Regions from separate parts of the Homo sapiens genome. Here region 1 is linked to region 2. Evidence: read pairs that join two places in POLR2A ChIA-PET (ENCODE). Cell type or tissue: GM12878. All regions are shown on one strand.

Region 1 (2,500 bases), 80 kb before region 2:
CTTTTATAAGGATACTAATCCCATTTGTGAGAGCTCTACCCTCATGACTTAATCATATCCCAAAGCCCCTACCTCCTAATAGCATCACCATGGAGGTGAGAATTTCAGCATATACATTTTGGGGAGACATAAGCATTCAGACCATAGCAGGGTCCACCCATCTTTTTAGGTTCTATATTTCTAGACTAATGAAGAGACAGAGAAAACGTGGTGGAATATAGTAGGCTGCAAGGCAGAGAACTTTGGGTTCAAACTCTAGTTCTGAGCCAGGTGCAGTGGCTCATGCCTGCAATCCCAGCACTTTGGGAGGCTGAGGCAAGTGAATCACCTGAGGTCAGGAGTTCGAGACCAGCTTGGCCAACATGGTGAAACTCCTTCTTTACTAAAAATATAAAAATTAGCTGGGCATGGTGGCACACACCTGTAGTCCCAGCTACTCGGGAGGCTGGGGCAGAAGAATCACATGAACCCGGGAGGCAGAGGTTGCAGTGAGCTGAGATCATGCTATTGTACTCCAGCCTGGGCAACAGAGCAAGACTCTGTCTCAAAAAAAAAAAAAAAAAAAAAAAAAAGCCCACAATCCTAGTTCTGCTATTTAATACCCAGAGGATGCTGGCATTTTAGAGCTTCCCTGCAGGTCTTTTCTCCACTTAGAAGCTGGGATGCCACGTGGGTATTAACTGATACCATAGGTAAACACATCTGACACAGGCTCAGCACACTGTAGTTGGAATCATTTTAAAACAAACTCTTGTAAAGTCCTTCTTAGAGAGACAGATCCTTTCTAAGGGGAAGATATAATACACGACAGGTAGAACTTGTGTGCAGAGCGCGGTCCATGCCCAGTGTATTGAGAAGGTGGGCAGAAAATCTCCTGGAAAAGCATGCATGGGTAAGTGTGATTTTGTGAGGCGCACAGGGGAGTTACGTGGGAGTTATGAAGGAACGGAGGCGGGAGGGGGAGGACCATGCTTCATGGTAATAGAGGGCCCAGTACCAGGCATTATGAGAAACCACCTCTCCATCCATCAGTCTGTCTTATCACGCCAGCGGGAGGGCAAACTTGGAATCTGAGAGGGGCAGGCTCTGGCTTGGCCGTGAATGATGGGCCAGGATTCTGCAGGCATTTTCTAGGGGTGGCAGGAGAGAAGTGATGGAGGATTCTGGGAGAGCTGGTGGTTCTAACTGACAAGATAATGGAGTGAGTAGTGGAAGAAAAAAATAAAGGAGAAGAAGGAAGAAATCCATGATAAATCCACCTTTCACGGACAGTGGAGAAAGATAAACTCTCTTTCTAACCGTTAAAGATGGCTTTTCCTTCTTTCCGTTTTTCAAGTTCATTGGAAGTGACACTAAGTTGGTGCTTTGCTTCCCACTTTGCCCCCTTTACTGCAGACTTTCTGATCTTTCCTATGGGGGTCCCCCTCAAGGTCTTTTTTATGTCCATGTTCACATGTGTGGGAAATTACGGTGTAGAACAGCTCATGCTGGTTACAATCTGAAGTTAGTGCAGGGAAGGACTAATTGGTTCTTCCAAGGACCAGCTCAGCCCTTATGCCTGGTGTACTCCTTCTGAAATGCCAGCCCAGCGTTTATGCAAATCACTAGTCTGTCTCTCTTACTCTCTCCCTTGTACTTTTAATGTCTTCATTATTTTTCTGTAAGTGTTTACAATTCAACTTCCACTGTAACAGTGAGTTTACATTTGTACTATTTGCTTTACATGCCATGAAGGTATGAATTATCTACATTGTATTGGTGAGAAACCTAAGGTTCAGAGTATTTAGTTAGGATTAAAGTCAGCTTGCAAGTAACATTTATTTATCTCTCATTTTAAATAAAGTTTTGAAGCACACAGTGCAGGGGTAGTTTGATGGCCTCATGAAACTACTGTTAGATATTCAGGCTCCACCTTCCCTAGATGTGGCCCCCATCCAAACAGTTCCACAAGGGCAGCTAGATATAACTGCAGCTACTGTATACAAATTTCAAGTAGCAGCTAGAAGAACCAAATCAAGAAAGGGCAAAATCTTACACAGCTGTCACTTTGACCTCACCAGCTGGAACCTGGTCATGTGGCCAGTTTAAAGGGGACTAGAACATATTCTCTTTATTCCAAATGATCATGTTCAAGCTAAAAACAGGGGTTTTATTACTAAGAAAGAAGTGGACAGCAAATCTTGGTGGGCTCACATGTGTCTTGCCAGGGTCATAGACCAGCAAGGGAAAGAACCTAAACCTAGTTCTTTGATTTAAGGCCCCACCTTCTGTCCATGACATGAGAGTGTCCTGAGGGGAACAGGCTGGGCACTGCAGAACCATAACTGAAAGGTGAGATATGGTTTCTGCCCTGAAAGACTGCAATCTTTGATAAATTTATAAAATATATAATAACTGTTAAACAGTGTTTAAGTATCAAGGGAAGGAACCTGTATAGTAAATGCATTGGGAGATCAAATTAAAGAAGTATTTCCATGTGGGCTGGAACTGCCAAGGAAGG
Region 2 (2,500 bases):
AGATGAAGGTCAGTGAGGCACAGTGATGAAGGTCAGCGGGGCACGGGGCACAGTGATGAAGGTCAGCGGGGCACAGTGATGAAGGTCAATGGGGCAAGCCTCCATTGGTCCTCAGGACATCCATATTCCAAGCCTTTCTCCACCCTGTCTGGACAGGCTGCCACCTCCGCCTCCCTGCTGGCCATGTGGTTGCAGCAATATGCCCTTTGTGCCCAGGCTTTAGACCAGAATTGGTCAGAGTCATTGCAGCAAAAATGGGTGTCACCTTCAAGAACCAAAGATTTGGGCAGAGACATGGCCATGAAACAGGGTAATGTCTTACAACTGTCTATAGGAGCAGGGGGTGTGGAGATTATTTACATGTAAAAACTGAAAACCAATTCATCCATAGCTAATTTCAGCTCAGACCAGCAGGAAAATTGCTGTTCAAATTGGTATTTCTATTGCCAGGTTTATTGACAAACATGAAATAAAAAAGCCTCTTTGCTTTATGAATTTGTTGTAAACTTAAAAAAAGTAGAAAGGGGGTTTATATTCCCCAGTTGGTGGCATACTGGATTTTGACAGACCTTTTCTTTTGTTAAGTGTGAAAATGCTGTGGTTGTTGAGCCAGGATACAGCCCCATTCCATGAAGAGCAGTGTGGCTCTGGGTCTTTGGATAGAAACTTTCATCAGTGCATGCTTCGGTGCATTCTTCCCTCCTCCCAGGAGGCCTGTCCTCATTTCAAAGCTGGGGAAAGCAGGAGCCAGATAAGGGAAGTGACTTTCCCAAGGTCACAGACGGACAAATGTGCTAGCTGCTGGGCAGAGCAAAGCTCAAATCCTCTACAGCTGGGCCTGCACCACCTTCCCCCCACCATCCCCCAAACCTCCCCCGCAACCTGGCCAGGGAAGCCCAGGATGCCTAGACCAGCCCCTCAAAACAGTGGGCACTTTCCCGCCTCTCCTCACCAGTTCACAGCCACCTTATCGCCTGAAAGCCTGCTCCTCTTCTCCGTCACTGTTGTCTCCCAGCCCTTTCTCACTGGTGTTTGCAATCCTTCTCGGCTTCACTCAGTCTGAAATATGTAGGGATCATAACTTGTGGGTTCGTACAAGAAGCCAGCAGCCCTTCCATAATTGCCACTGACGTGGAAATACAGGAGCAAATGAGTAGCGATTCATATGTCGCCGCATGAAAGAACAAAAACCTCTACCGAGGAATTAAAGTCATAAATATCCTACAGGGCTCCTACCTGTGAGCTTGTTCCTGACATCTGGAATGGCAGCTCACTGGAGCCACTCTGCTGTCAGCATCCTGCTCCACGCTGGCTGCAGTGAAGCTGTGAGAGCAGAAGGGACCAAAAGGGGAAGTGCGGGGAGCCAGGCCTGAGGGTGGGGGACTTCCAAGGGAAACCTGGTGACAAACAGGTCACTTTCCCTTACCATGACCACAGCGACTAAGAGGCCCAGACTCACTCACTCCCTCTTGGAGCCGCCCCGAAAGCCTGCCTGCCACAAGAGTTCCTGTCCTTGCGAGAGGCGGAGCAGCTTTGTGGCTGATCTCCCATCTGGTTGACAGGAATGACAGCTCAGAGTTGTGCTCCTGGAGGGGAAAGTGCTGAGGGCAGAGAAGAGGAAAGAAACTGCAGCTAGGGGTTGCCCACGCGGTCGTGGCAGGCTCTAACAGGCTGCAGAGATGAGGGAAGCAGGCAGGAAGCTCAGAAGAAAGCCAATCGATGACCCTTAGAAGGTGGGAATTTTACTAATGGGGCTCTCTCTTGGCAGATGTTTACTATTTCTGGAGGTGGGAGGGATGCTGGCGGCGGGGATTGCATCCTATGCTGGAAGCAGCTGTTGAATGTGATTCTGTCATTGTGGCAGGGATTCCCAGGCTTGGTGCTTTTTCCTGGGACCAACACTATTTGCTAAATGAAATGGATCCTTAGCTACTCATGACAATTTGCCCAGTGTTTTTTTGTTTTGTTTTGTTTCATCGTTTCTGGCTACTGTTATGAAGTGAAAGCACAGTGTTTTCTAGGGGCCCTGAGTTGAGTACTAATTGGATGGGTACTGACTGGAGACATTTCACCTTTGCTTACCCTATATCTCTATCCATCGTTCAACAGGTGTGCTAGTATGATTGAGCTCCTGGATGCAGACCAATTCTAGTAAGCCATTCCTCATAAGGATGGCCTTGGTGGTTGCTGGAAACTCTCATAGGCCCTTTGTGCCTTAGTTTTTTTATTGGAAAAATAGGAGGCTGGGCGCGGTGGCTCACGTCTGTAATCCCAGCCCTTTGGGAGGCTGAGGTGGGTGGATCACGAGGTCAGGAGTTCGAGACCAGCCTGGCCAATTTGGTGAAACCCCGTCTCTACTGAAAATACAAAAATTAGCTGGGCGTGATGGCACGTGCCTGTAGTCCCAGCTACTCGGGAGGCTGAGGCAGCAGAATCGCTTGAACACAGGAGGCAGAGGTTGTAATGGGCTGAGATCACACCACTGCACTCCAGCCTGGTG

What was found. ChIA-PET counts read pairs that join two places held together with the same protein. Peaks named below come from ENCODE experiments on the same cell type or tissue, not always from the same donor. Only the 100,000 strongest peaks of a DNase experiment are listed, where the experiment ranks them.
Region 1: POLR2A ChIA-PET joins it to region 2 with 11 read pairs; 1 of 35 experiments calls an interaction of 5 or more read pairs at or near these places.

Annotation. Positions count from the first base shown.
Region 1 is chr11:131,105,460-131,107,959 of GRCh38, forward strand. No RefSeq gene overlaps it. Among named protein-coding and RNA genes, the nearest start is that of SNX19, 190 kb to the left of the region's middle. In GM12878, no CTCF peak of the experiment used is centred here; no DNase peak of the experiment used is centred here.
Region 2 is chr11:131,185,395-131,187,894 of GRCh38, forward strand. LOC105369578 (a long non-coding RNA gene) reads right to left here and starts at 1,327. Exons shown (of 5, transcript XR_948201.3): 1 at 1,237-1,327; 2 at 953-1,059. LOC107984412 (a long non-coding RNA gene) reads left to right here and starts at 1,416. Exons shown (of 4, transcript XR_001748463.2): 1 at 1,416-1,733. RefSeq lists an enhancer at 1,255-1,484. In GM12878, no CTCF peak of the experiment used is centred here; a DNase peak (open chromatin) is centred at 1,457; H3K4me3 peaks cover 820 bases.